3 separate regions of the Homo sapiens genome follow, and all the other regions are linked to region 3. Evidence: chromatin contacts called from ENCODE Hi-C or POLR2A ChIA-PET data. All regions are on one chromosome and are shown on one strand. Each heading gives the region's core, a stretch centred on a gene start or an enhancer-like site at or near the end of the contact. The rest is flanking DNA. Distances are from core to core; before and after follow the strand shown. Region 1 overlaps MAP4K3-DT (MAP4K3 divergent transcript). Region 2 holds the start of GALM (galactose mutarotase). Region 3 overlaps SOS1 (SOS Ras/Rac guanine nucleotide exchange factor 1).

The links. Hi-C counts contacts between places; a loop is a spot of excess contacts on that map. ChIA-PET counts read pairs that join two places held with the same protein, here RNA polymerase II (POLR2A). Pooled maps may share reads with other maps.
Region 1: a loop to region 3 is called in a pooled map, with 12 times the contacts of the local background. The contact joins two enhancer-like sites. A Hi-C loop is called at or near these places in 6 of 37 single-sample maps with no recorded cell type and 9 of 50 pooled maps. POLR2A ChIA-PET finds 5 or more read pairs at or near these places in 1 of 52 experiments (OCI-LY7).
Region 2: a pooled map shows a loop between it and region 3 (13-fold over the local background). The contact joins the promoter of GALM here to the enhancer-like site in region 3. A Hi-C loop is called at or near these places in 6 of 50 pooled maps. POLR2A ChIA-PET finds 5 or more read pairs at or near these places in 2 of 52 experiments (GM10248 and H1).

The regions. Positions count from the first base shown.
Region 1 is chr2:39,489,913-39,494,079 of GRCh38, forward strand. The region is part of intron 3 of MAP4K3-DT (MAP4K3 divergent transcript); the gene reads left to right. Among named protein-coding and RNA genes, the nearest start is that of MAP4K3-DT, 55 kb to the left of the region's middle. Within about 2 kb of position 2,884, at least 6 of the 41 ENCODE cell types and tissues checked have a DNase peak (open chromatin) inside an H3K27ac peak, as active enhancers do; they include OCI-LY7, where a contact is called at or near this core.
Region 2 is chr2:38,664,785-38,669,439 of GRCh38, forward strand. GALM (galactose mutarotase) reads left to right here and starts at 1,330. Exons shown (of 7, transcript NM_138801.3): 1 at 1,330-1,567. The coding sequence starts at 1,378. RefSeq lists enhancers at 1,082-1,594, 1,595-2,107.
Region 3 is chr2:39,098,884-39,102,924 of GRCh38, forward strand. All of the region lies in intron 1 of SOS1 (SOS Ras/Rac guanine nucleotide exchange factor 1), which reads right to left. Among named protein-coding and RNA genes, the nearest start is that of SOS1, 20 kb to the right of the region's middle. Within about 2 kb of position 1,473, at least 2 of the 41 ENCODE cell types and tissues checked have a DNase peak (open chromatin) inside an H3K27ac peak, as active enhancers do; they include OCI-LY7, where a contact is called at or near this core.

The sequences.
Region 1 (4,167 bases), core at 1,634-4,133, 390 kb after region 3:
CACTTTGGGAGGCTGAGGCAGGAGGATCACTTGAGGTCAAGAGTTTGAGACCAGCCTGACCAACATGGTGAAACCCTGTCTCTACTAAAGGTACAAAAATTAGCTGGGTGTGGTGGTGCACACCTGTAATCCCAGCCACTTGGGAGACTGAGGCAGGAGAATCACGTGAACATGGGAGGCGGAGGTTGCGGTGAGCTGAGATCACGCCATTGTACGCCAGCTTGGGCAACAGAGCAAGACTCCAGCTCAAAAAAAAAAAAAAAAGGGAAACATTAATGAAAAGGTAATTCATCTTTTGAAAAAAAAAGTAGAGTGAACATACTGAACATCACAGATTTTCATCTACATTTAAGATGCTAGCTTTAGGCTGGGCGAGGTGGCTCATGCCTGTAATCCCAGCACTTTGGGAGGCCAAGGTGGGTGGATCACCTGAGATCAGGAATTCGAGACCAGCTTGACCAATATGGTAAAACCCTATCTCTACTAAAAATACAAAAATTAGCTGGCATGGTGGCGTGCACCTGTAGTCCCAGCTACTTAGGAGGCTGAGACAGGAGAATTGTTTGAACCTGGGAGGCGGAGGTTGCAGTGAGCTGAGATTGGGTCACTGCACTCCAGCCTGGGCAAGAGAGTGAAACGCTGCCTCACAAAAAAAAAAAAAAAAAAAAAAAAAGATGCTACCTTTAGTGTCACTGCTTCTGTGAAGCCTTCCAAAAATTGCCTTTTTTTCAATTACTTTCTCCTTTTGACCTCCATTCTCTCTACCTCTGTTATATGATATTGTGCATTATATTTGCTGTGGTTTGTTTATATCTCTCTCAGCAGGCTGAATGTGTTTTGAAGGTGGAGTTCATGTCTTATTCGTATCCCCAGGGTGTGGTGTGCAGTTGGTGGTTAAGTCTGAGGAATGAATGAATGGCCCAAATCACCGAAGATCTTTCAGAGGTGGCAGTGGGGTTTCTTTTTTTCTTTTCGAGATGGAGTCTTACTCTGTCATCCAGGCTGGAGTGCAGTGGCACAATCTCAGCTCACCGCAACCTCTGCCACCCAGGTTCAAGTGATTCTCCTGCCTCAGCCTCCCGAGTAGCTGGGATTGCAGGCACGCACCACCACGTCTGGCTAATTTTTTTATTTTTGGTAGAGATGGGGTTTCACCATGTTGGCCAGGCTAGTCTTGAACTCCTGACCTCAAGTGAACTACCTGCCTCAGCCTCCCAAAGTGCTGGGATTACAGGCGTGAGCCACTGTGCCCACTGGCAGTGGGTTTCTGATGATAGGATAGTTTCATGAAAGTTAGCTTAAAGTACAAAAAACTTTTTTTTTTTCTTTTTTTGAGACAGTCTCATGCTCTGTCCTCCAGGCTGGAGTTCAGTGATCTTGGCTTACTGCAACCTCTGCCTCCTGGGTTCACGCCATTCTCCTGCCTCAGCCTCCTGAGTGGCTGGGACTACAGGTGTGCACCACCACGCCTGGCTAATTTTTTGTATTTTTAGTAGAGACAGGGTTTCACCATGTTAGCCAGGATGGCCTCGATCTCCTGACCTCGTGATCTGCCCGCCTCGGCCTCCCAAAGTGCTGGGATTACAGGCATGAGCCACCGTGCCCAGTGAAAAAGCTTTGATCCTTTGTCTTCAATTGCACCTATGAAAAGGAAGTTTCGTATAAAAGCTGATATAAATGGCTAATAAAGCAGAGAAATAGCTTAAAATTTGACTGTAGACATTTGCTATGTATGATTAATATGTATCAGTTTACAGTTAATTTTAGGAAAACTTAAATTTTATAAATTGCCAAGAAATCACCCATGAAAAACTAATTTTCACTTAGCGGTTTAATTTTTTAACATTAGGATTTTTAAGTTTCGCTAGTCTTATCATCTGGGACACTGGAATTTTGTCTTGTTGGAATTGCTGATTAAACAAAATAATTCTTCAAAAGTGCTTAGCACAATGTTAGGTAAATAGTAAGCACTAAGTAAACATTGGCTTTATTATTATTAGGTGGTCCTATACTATGATTCCTCCTATTTATATCACGTGTGTCTTGCTGCATATTTAAGGACGCTCCCATCTATATGTTTGGACTAGTGCAATAGTAAAGCTGCCAGCTCAGGTGAAGAAAACCATTTAAAAATTTAAAGTTAAGCACATGATGGAAAATTCTTGAATATGTGGTGAGTTAGGTATAAAAAATATAGGGGGATTGTATTGTTGAATACAAAAAAGCCATTAGACTATTTTAAGAATGCTCTCTTCTGTCATTAGGGCTTGGTTATGAATAGTATATCACATGCATGAAAGGAGGTGGTGGCTAGTTTCATTTCCCTAAAACATGTTTCAATGGTAAATTAGAGGCAGCTGTGGTTTACTGACGCATAAACCCAGTGAGGTCTATGATAACTAGTATATATTTACAGTTTGACTCATGGTGCCTGTCAGGCTTTAATCATAGGGGAAGAAGTGATAGTACTTAGACTTCACTGTTTAATCTTCCGTTCATTTGTTTTCCAAGTTTGTTTCAGTCTGTGGGCAGGTTCCCTTTTGATTGCAACATGCAGTCCCTATTTCTGCAGTTTATCTTCATTTGCCATTTTGAGAGGGCTATGAAAGTCCTATGATAAGCTCCTTGTTCTCCAAATCCATGCATATAAGTCTCATCGAGTTGGATGCATTCTAAAGACATTTTGAAATCACATCAACACTTTCAGATCAGCAAGTTATTTCTTAATAAATTACTGTCTTAATGTTAGATGCTATTTTAAAAACACGAAAGAGAGCAGTTTCCAAATATGTGTTACTACTTCCAGGGAATTGTAAACTGGAGTGTTTAATTAAAAGAAGGCCCTAAATTTTTATTATGCTGTCACTGGATATTTGAATAACTAGCTGTAAATGAGTTCTAGTTGTACAAAAGTGATTTTCTAAATCCAGTTGTCCCTATTTCAAAATATAGTTCTAGTTCCTGGGTGAAACTGAAAATGAAATGGCCATGTCTTTATAACTAAAACAAATTAGAGGGTTGCAGCAATAAAATGAACCCACAGAGGGGAAAAAAACCCTTTGAATCAGGTTTTTATTTTCTTCTCCTGAACTGATTGGGTAATTTACTCAACTAATTTTGTCTAGTCATTAGGAAGTTAATACTCCATTCTATAATTTCCTTCCACTCAAGTGAGCAATACTGGTGCATATAATTTGGATTAAGAACATTCCTCTACTCTTACAAATATTTGGATATATGCCTTGAATATGCTTCCTCATTTAGGCCACAGAAATTTATTCAAAGACAAATCAATCAAAGATAATAACATTAACTACTATTTATTAAGCATCTCCTTCATGACAAGACTTTTTCCCATATTGAGATATAATTGACAATTGAAAATTGTACATATTTAAAGTGTACAACATGATGATTTGATATGCATATATATCCATGCATATATATCCATATCCATATCCATGCATATATATGGATATATATGCATATATATGCATATCAAATCATGTCGTACACTTTAAATATGTACATATTTCAATTATGCATATATATGCATATATCCATATCAAATCATATATATATAATATGCATATATATCATATACATATCCATCACCTCACATAGTTACCATTTTCTTTTGTTCTCTCTCTCTTTCTTCCTTCCTTTCTTTCCCTTCTTTTTTATTTTTTGGTGGTGAGAACACTTAAGATCCACCCTCTTAGCAAATTTCAAGTATATAATATAGTGTTGCTAATTGTAGTCACATCGTTGTAGAATACATCTCCAGAATTCATTCATTTGGATAACTGAAACTCTGTAACCCTTTTCCAATATCTCCCCATTCCTCTATCCCTCCAGCTCATGGCAACCAACATTCCACTCTCTGCTGTTCTAAGTTTGACTACTTTAGTTTTTACATATAAGTGAAATCAACACAGTATTTGTTTTTCTGTGTCTCGCTTAGTTTACTTAGCTTAATGTTCTTCAGGTTCATTCATGTTGTAAATGACAGGATTTCCTTTTGTTTTGAAGGCTGCATAATATTCTGTTGTATATGTATACCATATTTTCTTCATCCATTCATCTGTTGATGGACATTTAGGTTGTTTTCATATCTTGGCTATCATGAATAATGCTGCAATGAACGTAAGAGTAGAGATATCTCTT
Region 2 (4,655 bases), core at 80-2,579, 430 kb before region 3:
CCAGAGGTGGGGACTGGGAATATGCATTTTAAATGTCCTCAGCAAATTCTGAGACACAATCAAGCAAGACAATTATTTAATAACCTTAGTGTCTTTCCTCTCCAACTGTACATACCTGAAGACTCCATCCTACTTGTAGAAAAGGAGATAACAAAGGTTCAGTACCTGGCATTTACAAGGACCTCAATCAATACTTGTTCCCTGAATCCCTTCTTAAAGGAACTGTGGACTTCAGGAGCCAGAAGACACCAGAGGTCCCTTTCCAGTCCCTTGAAGTAAAATAAGTCTGAGGCTGTCTCTAATCACCTCCGCACACCGAGGGCCTAATCCATCTACCTGACCCTGTCTGGTCCAAGCTCCTCGAGGCTGGCACAGCTTTGGCCGTCAGGAGAGCCTTCTGGGCAGTGGCTCTAACAGAACCATGTCCAGGACTTCATCCGTGGGACAAAAAGAGTGAATCTTCAGTAAGTCTGTGTGCAGAGAAGCCTGAGATGATTTACCTCATTTCTAAGCTACTACTGTACTTTGTTGTTGTTGTTGTTGTTGTTTTGAGACGGAGTCTCGCTCTGTCACTCAGGCTGGAGTGCAGTGGCGTGATCTCGGCTCACTGCAAGCTCCGCCTCACGGGTTCACGCCATTCTCCTGCCTCAGCCTCCCGAGTAGCTGGGACTACAGGCCCCCACCACCACTCCCAGCTAATTTTTTTTTTTTTTTTTTTTTTTTTTTTTTTTTGTATTTTTAGTAGAGGCGGGGTTTCACCGTGTTAGCCAGGAAGGTCTCAATCTCCTGACCTCGTGATCCGCCTGCCTCGGTCTCCCAAAGTGCTGGGATTACAGGCGTGAGCCACCGAGCCGGCCAACTACTGCTGTACTTCTTACCCCCTGTATCAAAGAGTTAAAATCTAATTTTTTCCCAAGATCGGTCTCACTGTAAGTCTGCTATCTGTATTTTCCCATTCTTCGTCTGATAGCCACCGACATTAATGACCAGCTCATTACATGTTGAGGTGTGGGGAGATGGGGGTAGAACCCCGTCAACCCAGGATTCGAGTTTAGAAAGACTACAAGCCCCAAAATGCAATTTCACCTCCCAAAAACTACCATTCCCAACATGCAATGCAACCAGGACGAGCCAAGGAAAAAAAGTACAAGTGTGGCTGCAAAGTTTGCCCCTCTTGTTACCCTCAGGCAAATGATTGATTTAGAAAGGCCCCAGGGGCTATTTTTTGCAGGAACGGTCACTCCCTAAATCCAGGCAGGGAAAGGGAGGAGTCTGAGCCGAGTCACGCCCCTTCTCCTGTAAACTTGGGTCGCCTCTAGCTTAGCGAGCGCTGGAGTTTGAAGAGCGGGCAGTGGCTGCACACGCCAAACTTTCCCTATGGCTTCGGTGACCAGGGCCGTGTTTGGAGAGCTGCCCTCGGGAGGAGGGACAGTGGAGAAGTTCCAGCTGCAGTCAGACCTCTTGAGAGTGGACATCATCTCCTGGGGCTGCACGATCACAGCCCTAGAGGTCAAAGACAGGCAGGGGAGAGCCTCGGACGTGGTGCTTGGCTTCGCCGAGTTGGAAGGTGGGTTGAACTGTGCCCTGGGCTGCGAGCAGGCCCCAGGCCCACGCTACATACCTCCCGGATCTAGCGGGCCACTTGCAATGCGAGGGACCAAGGGGGAAAGTCGCCTAGCTTGGGACCGTCTGACTTGCAAGCGCATGCATCATAGAGGGCCGTGTGGCCATCCAGCATTTGGGAAAAACTGTAATAAATAAACTATGGCAGTTGGCCTCTGGTTATCCGTTCAGGCTTTGCCCCAGTTAACGTAAAAGGTCAGCTGATGGTATGATACACTTCAGCGATCCTGGAGCGATCTTTGAACTGCCTAATCTTTGAACTGCCTGATACCTGGAGAAGGCTGGAGAGGAAAGAGCAGGCAAGAGGGGGTGTGGCTCCCACTTCTTCCCTTCTGAAGAAGGAAATTCAAATACTTGCCTCTTCTACTTCCTTCTTCCTTGATCAGATTCTCTTTGAGGCCTGGTTGTCTCAGAAATGCTCCACTAAGCTCAGTGGTTGCCTAGTACACCAGCTACCCAATAACCATTTAGGAACAAAATAGAGAAGACCAACTCAGTGTCTTCTCAGAGATCAGGTCTCCTACCAACTAGGATGGACTTTTATCCCAGAATCCATGGGCAATTAGGATCAGGCATTAATTAATACATTTGACAACTCTATTAATCCGATGACCTCATTAAACAGGACAGACAAGGTCCCCACTCTTGCGGTTTGGCTGGGGAGATAGACTTTAACTCAGTAATTGCATAAATAAAGAATGACAATTGCAGCTTGATTGCAGCAAAGGAAAATGTACATCATGCTCTCTTAGCACCATGGTGTAACTAGACAGAAAATGAGGTGTGAAATAAAGCTGGCAAAGGGAAACTGAGAGTTAATACTCTCTGCTCAGTGGTTGGGGCGTAGACAAATTCTGCTGGAGAGGAGGTTTGAGGTTTTCCTTTTGGTGTGTCATTCTGTCTGTTTGGTTCTTCCGATACGTAAGATATGTAACTTGGCTCATGGTTACATGTTGGCCAGACCAGCCTGGCCAGCATGGTGAAACCCTGTCTCTACTAAAAATACAAAAAAATTAGCTGAGCATGGTGGCACGTGCCTGTAATCCCAGCTAGTCAGGAGGCTGAGGCAGGAGAATAGCTTGAACCCAGGAGGCGGAGGTTGCAGTGAGCCAAGATTGCGCCACTGCACTCCAGCGTGGGTGGCAGAGCGAAACTCTATCTTAAAAAACAGAGAGCAAATTTCAATTCCTCAGGGAAAAAAACAAAACTCAGCTTTCTGTTGAACACCACCATGCCCGGCTAATTTTTTTGTGTTTTTGGTAGAGATGGGGTTTCACCATGTTGGCCAGGCTGCTGGCGGGCACCTGTAATCCCAGCTACTTGGGAGGCTGAGGCAGGAGAATCACTTGAATCTGGGAGGCGGAAGTTGCAGTGAGCCGAGATTGCGCCACTGCACTCCAGCCTGGGCGACAGAGTGAGACCCCATCTCAAAAAAATAAAAATATACTCTAACCTTTCCCTCTGCCTTTCTGTGTAACAGCTGACCATAAAGAAATTAAGACCCTCATTCCAGAGGGGTCCTGCCCCATACCCGGAGGAAGAAATGCTGCATGGGGAGGCCAAGAAAAATCTGAACACAGGCCTTGCCGAGTTTCCCCACTCACTCTATTAGCAACAGATCTTACCCTTTTGGTCCAATCATATTTCTACATGGCTGTCCATGTTCCATTGGACCTAAGCATAGAAATGGATTGTTTTCCTTGTATCTGTCGGTCTTCATTCTGAAAGCTCCCGTGTCACATAAAACTATAATCAAATAAATTTGTTTGGCTTTTTTATGTATTTTTTATTTTTTAGAGGTGGAGTCTCGCTCTGTCACCCAGGCTAGAGTGGAGTAGTGCAATTATAGCTGACTTGCAGCCTCGAACTACTGGCCTCAAGCAATCCTCCCACTTCAGCCTCCCAAAGTGCTGGGATTACAGACATGAGCCACTGTGCCCAGCTGTTTTGCTTTTCTCTTGTTACCCTGTGTTTGTTGTAGAGGTGTGGGCTGTGACTCTTACAGGGGAGATATACAACACTCTGTTACTATTTTGATGGTGCTCTGATACTACATTTCTAGTGCATTAAAACCTATGTTAACAATAAACTGGTAACAGTGGTTGTTAAGAAAGGATCCTGGGTGCCCAGGGTGCAGAGGATGGGAAGGAGACTTAATTTTCACTGCATATTCTTTTAAACCATCAGAGTATGTAAGTATATATAAACAAACAGAGGTAAATAATTTAAAGTAATAAGACTTGACAGAGGCCGGCATGGTGGCTCACACCTGTAATCCTAGGAGTCCAAAGTGGGAGGATCGCTTGAGGCCAGGAGTTTGAGACCAGCCTGAGCAACATAGTGAGACCCTGTCTCTAAAATAAATAAAAATAAATAAATAAATAAATAAATTTAAATTTAAAAAAAATTTTTTTAAATACTTGACAGAATAAGGGGTTATCTTGACATTACCATATCCCAAAAATGGTTTTGAGCCATGCGGAAGATCTGAGCGTGGATAATTCCATGAGACATGGTCCTTTTGTAACTGCAGAGTTAGATATGAACAATCTTCAATTTCCCAGACAGGTTATATAAACTGTTTGGATGACAGCCATAACCAGAGGTCAGAATGGTTCAGTTTCTCCCTGGGAAAATGGGATTTTTTTCTTTCATAGAATTCTAAAGAAGAAAATTATATAAATTTTTAGTTACAGTAAGAGAGGAGACCACCCCTCATATTGCCTTATGCCCAATTTCTGCCTCCAAAGAAAGAAGTAAAAACTAAAAGGCAGAAACGAAATCCACAGGCAGACAGCCCGGCACTACGCCATGGGCCTGGTAGTTAAAGATCGACCCCTGACCTAACCAGTTATGTTATCTATAGATTCCAGACATTTTATAGAAAAGCAGTGTGAAAATCCCTGTCCTGTTGTGTTCTGTTCTGATTACCGGTGCATGCAGCCCCCAGTCAGGTACCCCTGGCTTGCTCAATCGATCACGACCCTCTCACGCAGACCCCCTTAGAGTCGTAAGCCCTTAAAAGGGACGGG
Region 3 (4,041 bases), core at 223-2,722:
ACCTCAAAAAAAAAATATTCTTACAACTCAACAGTAAAAAGACAACCCAATTTTAAAATGGGCAAAGGATCTGAACAGATATTTCTTCAAACAAGATCTACAAATGTTCAATATGCACATGAAAAAATGTTCATCATCAGTTATTAGGGTAATACAAATGAAAACCACAATGAGATATCACCTCATATCCACTAAGATGGCTAGAATAAAAAAGACAAGTGTTGGTGAAAATATAGAAACTGAAAGCCTTCCACACTGCTAGTGGGAATGAAAATATGCAGCTATTCTTAATAGCCAATAGGTAGAAACAACCCAAATGTTCATCTATTGATGAATGTATAAGCAAAATGTAGTATACATCAATGCAACACAATACTATTTAGTCGTAGAAATGAAGTACTGATACATGCTAAAATATGGATGAACCTTGAAAACATTTTGCTAAGTGAAAAAAGGCAGTCATGAAAGACTACATATTATGAGTCCATTTATATGAAATGTCCAGAACAGACAAATCCATAAAGACAGAAAATAGATTAATGGTTACCTGGGGCTGGAGGTTTGGAGGATGATGGCTAAAGGGTATGGAGTTCTTTCTGAGGTGATGAAAATGATTTATAATTGATTGTGCAATAGTTGCACAGCTCTGTAAATATACTAAAAACTACTGAATTGTATAGGTTAATACTAGTTCCTTGATATTTTTTTGGATGGCATACCAAAAGCCCAGGCAACAAAAGCAAAAATAAACAACTTGGACTACATCAAACTAAAAAGCTTCTGCACAGCAAAGGAAACAATCAACACAATCAAAAGGCACCCTACAGACTGGGAGAAAATGTTTACAAACCATATATCTTTTTTTATTGTTTTGGAGACAGAGTCTCACTCTGTGCCCAGGCTGGAGTGAAGTGGCACGATCTCGACTCACTGCAACCTCCACCTCCCCAGTTCAAGTGATGCTCCTGCCTCAGCCTCTGGAGTAGCCGGGATTACGGGCCCTGCTAATTTTTAGTAGAGATGGGGTTTCCCCATTTTGGCCAGGCTGGTCTCAAACTCCTGACCTCAAGTGATCCACCTGCCTCGCCCTCCCAAAGTGCTGGGATTACAGGCATGAGCCACTGTGCCCGGCCAAGACTGTTTTTTTCTGAAGAAGACATACTAATGACAAACAGGTATATGAAAAGGTACTCAACATCATTAATCATCAGAGAAATGCAAATCAAAACCACAATGAGATATCATCTCACACCTGTTAGAATGACTCTTTTGGTAAGAGATAACAAGTGTTGGTGAGGGTGTGGAGAAAAGGAAACCCTTGTAGACTGTGGATGGGAATATAAATTGGCACAGCCATTATGGAAAACAGTAATGGAGGTTCCTCAAAAACTTAAAAATAGAACTACCATATGACCTAGCTGGGTATGTACTCAAAGGAAATGAAATCAGCACCTGGTAGAGATATCTGTGCTACTGTGTTCATTGCAGTATTAGTCACAATAGCCAAGTTATGGAAACAATGTGTCAACTGACAGATGAATGAAAAAAGAAATTGTGATACACACAGATACACACAATGGAATATCATTCAGCCTTAAAAAATGAGATACTGCCATTTGCAACTACACGGATAATAAACCCAGAGGACATTACACTCAGTAAAATAAGCCAGACACTGAAAGAAAATACTGATGACATCGCTTATATATGGAAATCTGCAAAAAGTCTAACATATAGAAACAAAAGAGCAGGCCAGGCGTGGTGACTCATACCTGTGATCCAAGCAGTTTGGGAAGCCAAGGCAGGAGGATTCCTTGAGACTAAGAGTTCAAGACCAGCCTAGGCAACACAGTGAGACCCTGTCTCTACAAAAAATTTAAAGAAAAATAGCTGGGTGTGGTGGTACACACCTTTAGTCCTAGCTACTTGAGAGGCTGAGGAGGGAGGATCACTTAAGCCCAGGAGGGGGAGGTTGCAGTGAGCCGAGACTGCACCACTGCACTCCAGCTTGGGCAACAGAGTGAGACCTTGTCTCAAAAAAATAATAAAATACAGCAAGGAGACATGGAGAAAAACAAAAACAAAAATGTGTTTAACTGTCTTTTAGTCTATTTGCATTGCTATAAAGAAATACCTGAGGCTGGGTAATTTATAAAGTAAAGAGTTTTACTTGGCTAACAGTTCTGCAGGCTGTACAAGAAGCGTGCCGCTAGCATCTGCTTCTGGTAAGGACCTCAGGAGGTTTCCAATCATGGCAGAGCCAAAGGGGGAGCAAATGTGTCACATGGCAAGAGAGAGGGGAAGTGTGTCACACTCTTCTGAACAACCAATTCTCACATGAACGAATAGAGCAGGAATTCACACATTACCTCTGGGACAAGGATGGTACCAACCCATTCATGAGGGACCTGCCCCATGACCCCGAACACTTCCCACCAGGCCCCCACTGTCTAACACTGAGACGTGAGATTGGAGGTGGACAAATTTCAACATGAAATTTGGAGGGGTCAAATATCCAAACTATATCAAACTGCAAAAGTAGTTTCATTATTATGCCTAGATCAACTGTTGAACAACTAGATGATACAGAAATAAACTTTATGCATAGCATTATATGTATCCTGACAGCATTATAGGCACCCATCCTAACTATACCTGGTTTGAATTATATTTATTTAGAAACTATAAAAATTTTGTTCCAAATGTTGAAATTTCTGACAAAGCAACATTTATATTAGGAGTATAAGGAAATGTTTAAAATATACTTAAAAAAAAACAGAAAACAAACTAGCAATGTCTCCTCCATAAAATGCTTGACAAACTTCAGAATAATTTTTTGCTTTTAATTACCAGCAGTATATAGGGAAAAAGGGTTTTCAAAGTTGAGGACTTCCCAAATGTACTCCAGGTAACACCAGGTGAAGGTGAGGGAACAGCTTAATGCTACTCACTGCTTGAGCAAAAGAAAAAATCATTTTTTATGACCTGCCTATGTATTGAGTTTCATTTTGATTCTTTTTTTAATTAAAAAGTACTACTTTAGGCCAGGCTCAGTGGCTCATGCCTGTAATCCCAGCACTTTGGGAGGCTGAGGTGGGCGGATCACTAGGTCAGGAGTTCGAGACCAGCCTGACCAACATGGAGAAACCCCATCTCTACTAAAAATGCAAAAATTAGCCAGGCGTGGTGGCAGGCCCCATAATCCCAGCTACTCGGGAGGCTGAGGCAGGAGAATCACTTGAACCTGGGAGGCAGAGGTTGCAGTGAGCTGAGATCATGCCATTGCATTCCAGCCCGGGTGACAGTGCGAGACTCTGTCTCAAAAAAAAAAAAAAAAAAAAAAAAAAGTGCCACTTTGTCCCGGTGTGGTAGCTCATACCTGTAAACCCAGCACTTTGGGAGGCTAAGGCAGGAGGATAGCTTGAGCCTACGAGTTCAAGACCAGTGTGGGCAACATAATGAGAGTTCATCTTTACCAAAGGGGAAAAAAAATTAGGTGGGTGTGGTGGTACACACTTGTAGTCCTAGCTACTCAGCTAGACTAGGTTGAGGTAGGAGGATCACTAAAACCCAGGAGGCCAAGGCTGTAGAGAGCCGTGATCATACTACTGCACTCCAGCCTGGGCAACAGAGCAAGACTCCATCTCAAAAAAAAAAAAAAAAAAAAAAAAAGAAGAATTCCGCTTCGTTTTAAAAGGGTTATAGGTGAGGGGAAACAACAAGGATTTTGAAGTCCAGAAGATCAGGTTATATAGATTCTGGAAAAGAAAGACTGGTGCGGCCGGGCATGGTAGCTCACGCCCATAATCCCAGCACTTTGGGAGGCTGAGGCTGGTGGATCACTTGAGCAGAGGAGTTCAAGACCATCCTGGCCAACAAGGCAAAACCCTGTCTTACCAAAAATACAAAAATTAGCCAGTGTGATGTGTGGTGTGGTGGCATGCACCTGTAGTCCCAACTACTCAGGAGGCTGAGATGGGAAGATTGCTGGAGCCCAGGAAGTTGAGGCTACAGTTAGCTGTGATCACGCCACTGCACTCC